2 separate regions of the Homo sapiens genome follow, and region 1 is linked to region 2. Evidence: read pairs that join two places in POLR2A ChIA-PET (ENCODE). Cell type or tissue: GM12878. All regions are shown on one strand. Each heading gives the region's core, and the rest is flanking DNA. Links, peaks and the distances in the headings are about the cores only. Region 1 has its middle 24 kb from the start of DDX10. Region 2 overlaps EXPH5 (exophilin 5).

Region 1 (4,397 bases), core at 272-4,271, 54 kb after region 2:
GAGGCATGTGAGAAACTTTGGATTGCATTAATTGAAAATCAGAGTTGCTGTGGGAACTCCCAACTCTACTTAGGAATGATATTCGTGTAGTTTTTACTCAACAAATATTTATGGAGCACTTGCTGTGTGCCAGGTGCTGTTCTAGGTACGGGTATACAGCAGGGAGCAAAACAGAAAAAAATTCCCTGCCCTCATATGACCAATATTCTAGTGCAATGGACAAAAATAAGAGGAAATATACATGGTAAAAGGCCTTTGTGGAAAGATAATTTTGTCTTTTTTTGAGATGGGGTCTTGCTCTGTTGCCCGGCTGGAGTGCAACAATGCAGTCATAGCTCACTGCAGCCTCAACTTTCTGGGCTCAAGCAATCCTTCTGACTCAGCCTCCTGAGGAGCTGGGACTACAGGCATGCACCACCACACCTAGCTAATTTTTTATTTTTTGTGGAGATGGGGTCTCACTATGTTGCTCTGGCTAAGAAAAGGGGATTTTTGATAAAAGACTTAAAGGAAGTAAGGAAGCCAGCTTCAGAAGGAATAGTAGATGTAAAGACCCTAATGTTGAAAACATGCCTGGTGTGTTCAAGGAAGAGCAAGGAGGCTGGTATAACCAGAGCTCAGAGAGTAGGGGGAAAGTAGTAAAAAATGAGGTCAAAGAGAACACAGGAAGTCAGATCATGGGGTTCTTACAGGTCATAATAAGGACCTCACTTTTTACTCTGAATGGGACCGTAAGCCATGGAGAGTTTTGAGCAGGGGAGTGACATGATTAGACTCAGATTTTAACAGGATCACTCTACCTGCTGTGTGAAGAGACAGGAGGTAACAATGATAGAAATTAGGAGAACAGTAAGAGGCTAATGCAATGATGTGAGAGAAGGAAGAGAAAGGTGGGTGGGACCAGGTTAGTGGTAGTGGCAGTAATAAAAAGTTACTGAATTCTGAAGATATCTCAACAATGGCCCGGTTGTTTAAAAAAAACTGAATTCTGAAGATATTTTGAAGGTTGAGCTAACACAATTTATAAATGGAGTGAGGATGTCCATTTAAGAGTGACACTAAGTTTTAACCTGAGAAACTCAAAGGATTGAATTGTAATAAGCTGAGCTGGAGCAGATTGAGAGGAATGGTTTGAAGGAGTGAACTTATCAGGGCTTAAGGCTAAGCTGGACATGTTAAGCTTGAAGTTTTAGCCATCCAAGTGGAGTTGTCAAACAGGTAGTTGGATACACAGGGCTAGAAGCTAGAAAAGAGGTTTGTGCTAGAGATATAAATTTGGGTTTCCTCACTTTCGAGATGGTATTTAAAACCATGCAACCAAGAGACTTCATCTAGGAAGTGAGTTGGGGCTCAAAAACTGATACCCCAAATATGGCATTCTGACATACAGAACTGAAGAAGACTCAAGGCCTCTCTCAAAGAAGTTGAAATTCCTTTATCTGCCTAACATCCAGAATCAACAAGAACAATGATTATTTTTTCTTCCCCTCCTTCATATCTCTCATTATCTATCACAGAAAAGAAGACCAAGAATGTAACCACACCTAAACAGACCCTTTCACAAGATAATGTCTGTTTCTCAGACTCATTCAAATTCCAAAGAGACATTATTTACCAGCTAATCTCTGTTTCACATCCATTCATTCTCCCTAGTAATAATTTATTTCTCCTCAACAGAATTTCTCTTCTTCCCCCACCCCATAACCTGTTTTACCAGGATCCAAGCCCTGATTCTTTCTGCAACCTCAAGATGGTATTGTCGATGTAAAAGGAAGAAGCTGAAGCAAAATTAATATAAGTAGAGAGTTTATTTGGGCCAAGGTTGAAGATTGCAACCAGGATCATAGATTCCAGTTGCCCTGAATATACACTCTAGCAGTGTATAATTTATAGAGCAGTTACAAGGCAATTTTTAAAGGCAAAAAATGGGGACAGGGAGTGAGCTGGTGCAAAGTTGTTTGTCAGGAATTCTCACTGGTTTTCAGAAATAATATTGATTAGTGATTGGCTATACATGGTTAAGCTGTAGGGTGTGGGTTATATTATAGCGCCTGGTGTGGCATTGTTAGGTTCATTTATAGCTATTTGTGGCAATAGCAAGCAGTTTCAAGAGATGAATACAGAGAGCTCATATGGGGGAGTAGGGTGTGATTTCTGTCTCATTTAATGCTTCTCTGGGCCTAATAATTTGAAAGAGCTCACATTCATTCTTCTTATGAAAGTTATTTTCTTTCCTCAGTGTATAAGCTTCTGCAGCTGACAGGGAGGTTGGGTCTTCATTCTGAAAGCTCTTATGCATACACATTAAATAAATTTGTATGCTTCTTTTTCTATTATTCTGCCTTATGTCAGGAATTTTCAGTGAAACTTTGGAGGGCAAAATGAAAGTGTTCCTTGGCCCCTACAAAAGAAAGAAAGATCTAAAAACTTGGATCTCTCCAAAATTTAGGGGTCAGACCTGAGAGGGAACCAGAAAAGGAAACTCAGGAGTGGCAAGACAGATTAAAAAAAAAAAAAAAAGAAATCCAACAACTGTGGTGTCCTGGAGCCAAATGAAAAGAGTGGAGGAGAAGAGAGAAAGCAACTGTGTCAAATAGTGCTGCTGGGATTGACACCTGGATTTGGCATTAAAGTAACCTTGATAGAACAACGTAGGTGGATTGGTGAAGCAAAAACCTGATTAGAGTGGATTCAAAGCTAACAGGAAGAGATATTAAAGACACCAAGTACAGACTGAACTTTCAAGGATGTTTTCTGTAGAGATGTAAACCAAAAATAAAATTCTAAGCCTCCCCAACCAAACAAATGGACCCCTCCTCTCAGTCAAGGGCATTCCAAAGTTAACCTAAAAAGCTAGTTCAGGCCATGATGGGAAGTGGGGGTTGGACATGCCTCATTATACCCTCCTCCCTTTGGAATTCAGGCACAGGTGACCAGCATTAACATTATAACAGAGCTCTTAAGAATGACAAAATAGACTTTTTGTAGAAATAAGGCACCAAATTCCAGCCTGACTCTAGTATAGCATCATGTGACAGACAGCAGGCCCTGAAGAAATTGAATCATTGGCCTGGCACGGTGGCCCATGCCTGTAATCCCAGCACTTTGGGAGGCTGAGGCAGGCAGACCACTTGAGGTCAGGAGTTCAAGACCAGCCTGGGCAAGATGGTGAAACCCTGCCTCTACCCAAAAATACAAAAATTAGCCAGGTGCAGTGGTGCATGCCTGTAATTCCAGCTACTTGGGAGGCTGAGGCATGAGAATCGCTTGAACCCCAGAGGCAGAGGTTGCAATGAGCAGAGATGGTGCCACTGCACTCCAGCCTGGGTGACAGAGTGAGACGCTGTATATATATAAAAAACAAACAAACAAACAAAAAAAAACAGAAAGAAAGAAAGAAGAAAGAAAGAAAAAAGAAAAAAAATTTAAATAAATAAAAAAATTAAAAAAAATTGAAGCACTTTACCCCAAAATGAAAAACTCTACACTCTGTAGAGAAACTCCATTCCTTTCCAGGTCTTTTCCCTGATCCAGGAGAGAACTAAGGGTCTGGCACCTTTTTAGATCTGATAAGAGCTCTGAAGCCTGCTACCTAGAGGCCTCATCTGCATGATAAAACCTTGGTCTCCAAAATCCTTTATCTTAACCCAGAAGTTCTTTTCTATTGATTCCAGGTCTTTAGAGAATAACTCCTTTAACCAATTGGCAATCAGAAAATCTTTAAATCCACCTATGAATGACCAGGAACCCCTACCCCCTTCAAGTTGTCTTGCCTTTCTGGACTAAACCAATGTACATCTTACATGTATTGATTGATGTCTTATCACTCCCTAAAATGTATAAAATCAAGCTGTAGCCATACTACCCCTGGGTACATGTTCTCAGGATCTCCTGGAGCTGTGTCACAGGCCATTGGTCACTCATATTTGGCTCAGAATAAATCTTATCAAATATTTCAGAGTTTGACTCTTCATGTTGACAGAGAGGAGAGAGATGGCATAATAGCTCATCAAGAGAAGTTTTTGTTTCTGGTTTTTTTTTTCTATTAAAAAAAGTGCTGGGCATGCCGGCTTACACCTGTAATCCTAGCACTTTGGGAGGCCCAGGTGGGTGGATCACTTGAGCCCAGGAGTTTGAGACCAGCCAGGATAACACGGCAAACCTCGCCTCTTCTGAAAATACAAAAATTTGACAGGTGTAGTGATGCACGCCTGTGGTCCCAGCTACTTGGGAGGCTGAGGTGGGTGGATTGGTTGAGCCTAAGAGGTGGAGATTGCGGTGAGTCGAGATGGTGCCACTGTACTCCAGCCTGGACGATAGAACGAGACCTTGTCTCAAAAAATAAAAGAAAATAATAAAATAAAATTGGGACGAGGAGAGAAAGTGCACAATTGCTG
Region 2 (4,397 bases), core at 95-4,094:
TCTTTATAAATTACCCAGTCTAAGGTATTTTGTTGTAGTAGCCTGAATGACAAAGACAGAGATTGGAACTCTTATATACTGTTGGTAGGAATGCAGAATGGTACAGCTGTGGGAAAAACAGTTTGGCAGTTTCTTGCAAATTCAAGAATATGATCCAGCAATTCCACTACTAATAAAAATCATGTTCACACAAAAGCCTGCTCATGGATGTTGATAGCAGCATTATTTAATATCATCAAAATGTGTAAACAAAACAAGTGTTCTTCAGTGGGTGAAAGGATAAACGAACTGTAGTAATCCATATAATGAAATACTAAATACTACTCAGCAATATAAAGGAATGAATTATTTATTTATTTGTTCATTTATTTATTTTGAGATGAAGTCTTGCTCTGTAGCCCATACTGGAGTGCAGTGGCACCATCTCAGTTTACTGCAACCTCCACCTCCCAGGTTGAAGTGATTCTCCTGCTTCAGCTTCCTGAGTAGCTGGGACCACAGACGCGTGCCACCACGCCTGGCTAATTTTTGTATTTTTAGTAGAGACAGAGTTTTGCCATGTTGGCCAGGCTGCTCTCAACCTGGCCAACATGGCGAAACCTCAAGTGATTCTCCTACCTCGGCCTCCCGAAGTGTTGGGATTACAGGTGTGAGCCACCTTGCCTGGCCAGAATGAATTATTTATACATACGACAACCTGTGTGACCCTCATTTTACTGAGTTAAAGAAGCCATTCTCAAAAGGTTATGTATTCTGTGCTTCCATTTATATAACATTCTTTAACAAATAAAACGGTAGTGTTGAAGAACAAAATAGTGGTTGCCAGGATAAGTTACTCCCTCCCTGATCCCCTTTCCTCCCTCCCCCATCCCCTTTCCTCCCTCCCCCATCCCCTTTCCTCCCTCCCCCATCCCCTTTCCTCCCTCCCCATCCTCTTTCCTCCCTCCCCCATCCCCTTTCCTCCCTCCCCCATCCCCTTTCCTCCCTCCCCCACCCCCTTTCCTCCCTCCCCCATCCCCTTTCCTCCCTCCCCATCCTCTTTCCTCCCTCCCCCATCCCCTTTCCTCCCTCCCCCATCCCCTTTCCTCCCTTAACTGCTGTTAAATGCATCGTTTCAAAGTGAAAACCAAGGTAAGCTTTATCAATATAAAAAAACACAACTTTTTGTTGGGGTGCAGAGAATTTGGTCACTGTCATCTCCCATTTCCTCTTTCATCTAGAAAGCCTAACACACCATGGAATGAGGAAGCTGGCTCCTGTGATCTGTTAATATTTGAAGTATGGCCTTTTAATAGGGCCATTGGCAATGTCAATAAGGAAACATCCTGAGAAGGAGAGGGCGATGAGCCTATAGCTCTCAAATCTCACAGCTTGGGGAATAACTCACTACAGAAAAACCGACCTGAATGAAGGTGAAGGAGAGAATCCACCCACGTTTACGAAAGACCATGCCTTAGCTAGCACTTCTTAGTTCTTAGCCACCTTCTTCTCAATTTTAAGACCCTGCTGTGCTAAACAGGAAGGAAAGCATTTTCTTTTCTTTTCTTTTATTATTACGATACTTTAAGTTTTAGGGTACATGTGCACAATGTGCAGGTTAGTTACATATGCATACATGTGCCATGCTGGTGTGCTGCACCCATTAACTCGTCATTTAGCATTAGGTATATCTCCTTACTAAACTTAACCTGACCTCCTTTTGACCTTCATGTGGTTCTCAGGTTTAAGACCATCTGTGCTAATGAGGAATGAAAGTATTTTCTGACTAACCTTCACCTGACTTTCTTTCGCCCTTCACCTGGTTTCCTCAGATCTTTCTTTCCCTTAGTTTGTATTGCCTATAGCAGTAAGTTAAGTTCCATTTGACTAGGTATTGAGTACCGAAGTGTGTGAGGCTCTCCATCCCTGAAATAATCCTTGACCACAAGGAATCAAGGTTGATGTACAACTTACCATGTACCAACTTACCTGTGCACACATTAACATTGTAAAGAAAAGGACAAGGGCAGAAAAACATTTAGACATTTTTAAAAAGAAATTTACCCTTACAAGTTATTTATTTTTTAAAAGACATTTTTAAAAAGTATTTTACCTTCGTAACGGACATTTATGAAAGTAAAAAATAGTCAAACATTCCATATTTATTATCCAAAGAAACAGTTTTATTTATTTATTTATGTATTTATTTCAAGACAGAGTTTTGCTCTTGTTACCCAAGCTGGAGTACAATGGCGCGGTCTCGGCTCACTGCAACCTCCACCTCCTGGGTTCAAGCGATTCTTCTGTCTCAGCTTCCCAGGTAGCTGGGCTTATAGGTGCCAGCCACCAAGCCTGGCTAATTTTTGTATTTTTAGTAGAGATGGGGTTTCACCGTGTTGGCCAGGCTGGTCTCAAACTCCTGACCTCAGGCAATCCACCCATCTCAGCCTCCCAAAGTGCTGGGATTACAGGCGTGAGCCACAGCACCTGGCCCTATTTTTAATAACATATGATAACTAAAAAATAAAACAGTAGTAAAAGGGTTAAAGTCCCTTTAAATGTGATTCCCCAAAGATAATCATTTTAACAGTATAAAGTCTTCCTTATAGAATGCATATATGCATTTTTAACATAAATGGTTGCCAGCAATTTTTTCTATATAGGCAGATGGTATCAGTTATCTTCCCATACCCATTATGCCATTTTCCTTAGTAATAACATCTCCAACTTTTAGCTGAGCATTTGACTACATAGAATTGTGTGTTTTTTATTTTTATGGTGAATGGAGATAAAATAGCAAGAGATTTAAAGTGGATAGATCCCAGTCCTGGTTCTGTTATGAGCTAGATGGGCCAGGTGAGGAAAGTCACTTCAACTTTTTGGTACTGTAGGAGGCAGCACAGCACAGTGATTATGTACAGATGGAGTTCCCAAATCGGACACTCCCTAGCAGTATTATCTCAAGCATGTCACTTACCCTTTCTAAGCTTCCTTTGTCGAATGGAGATAAAGATATCCCTTAACTCATCAGGTTGTTGTAAGAATTAAATGAGATAGTGCACACAAAGAGCTTAGCATGGGTCAATACTCAACAAATGTTAGCTATTATTACAGTTGTTTTATTAGCTTTTGGAAAAGAAGATAATAGTATTTGCTTTATCAGGTTGAGGATGAGGATAAAAAAATATGAAAGACTTTATAAGCTAAAAGAGTTATAATATCACTAAGCTTAAAAAGAACACTGCTGCTTGGCATTGGGATATGGAACGATATTATTATAGTAGTTCTGTGTGTATTGCCTGTGGGGACAAATCCACAGGAGTAACTAGACAGGAAAATGTATCTGAGAGGAAGTTCTCCCTCAGTTTAAAGGAATTAACTAAATTGGATGCCATTGGAAAGTGCAGACAGCTCAGAGATCCGTGGTGTGTTAATCTGGTACTTTGTTATGTTTCAGAACTTGCTCAAGCCTCCTGAGCACACTTGTGACTTCCAGGCATTGTTCTTGTTGTCCCTTTTCCAGGCCACACAGGACTGCATAAGGGCGAGCTACAGTTCATCTTACACATTCTATCGCCAATGAAAACCTTTCATAGACTGAAGCCATTTGGGACAGAATCTGTGTTTTATTTTCCACTGTATTCTCAGGGCCAATCCAGTGTCTGGCACACAGTAAAAAGCCCAATCAGTAGACATCCAATGTCTCTAGAAACTCTGCCCCTTAGCCAGAGGCAGATTTCACAGGCTGGGAGAGGAGAGGGCAGGCAGAATGTGTAGGGGAGGCAGGAGGCTTGTGTATCTGGCTTTTAACCTCTGCCGGATGTGGCAGCTGCCACCAGCTATAGACCACTTTATGACTTTGACATATACAGTCCTGTTCAGACCTGTGCCACAGCTCAAGGATATTAGTGTAAATCAATCAGAAAAAACTAAATTCTGGAAAACCCTCCTGGGCTGCAATCTTGCCATGGAGCAAAAAATGGTCTAAATCTAGACATGCCATTTAAAAACTTGATTACTCCAGGCACCGTAACATCTGGTTCTGATGCCAGATAGATTTAGGTTCAAATTCTATCTCTGACGTTTATGAGCTGTGTGACCTTAGGCAAGTTCCTTAACGTTGCTAAATTTCAGTTTTCCTTCTATAAAAAGCCATTAATAATACCCCAAGAAATGGTTGTGAGGATTATTCAATCTTGATGGGTAAAGTAGTTTTGAAATAGATCTGGATTATAAATTCTGGCTCTGCTGCTTAAGTTGGACAAAATACTCGACCTTTTTTAATTGTTTCCTTCTCTGTGAAATGAGAATTAAAGTGTATACCTAATGAGGTTATTGGGAGGATTAATTAAATCTGTATAACATGTTTAGTACAGTGCCTAGTATATAGTAAGGGCCTAATAAATGTTAGCTGTCGT

The links. ChIA-PET counts read pairs that join two places held together with the same protein. Peaks named below come from ENCODE experiments on the same cell type or tissue, not always from the same donor. Only the 100,000 strongest peaks of a DNase experiment are listed, where the experiment ranks them.
Region 1: POLR2A ChIA-PET joins it to region 2 with 5 read pairs; 6 of 35 experiments call an interaction of 5 or more read pairs at or near these places.

The regions. Positions count from the first base shown.
Region 1 is chr11:108,638,990-108,643,386 of GRCh38, forward strand. No RefSeq gene overlaps it. Among named protein-coding and RNA genes, the nearest start is that of DDX10, 24 kb to the right of the region's middle. In GM12878, for the core only: no CTCF peak of the experiment used is centred there; no DNase peak of the experiment used is centred there.
Region 2 is chr11:108,585,581-108,589,977 of GRCh38, forward strand. The region is part of intron 1 of EXPH5 (exophilin 5); the gene reads right to left. Among named protein-coding and RNA genes, the nearest start is that of EXPH5, 6.0 kb to the right of the region's middle. In GM12878, for the core only: a CTCF peak has its summit at 2,877; a DNase peak (open chromatin) is centred at 1,767.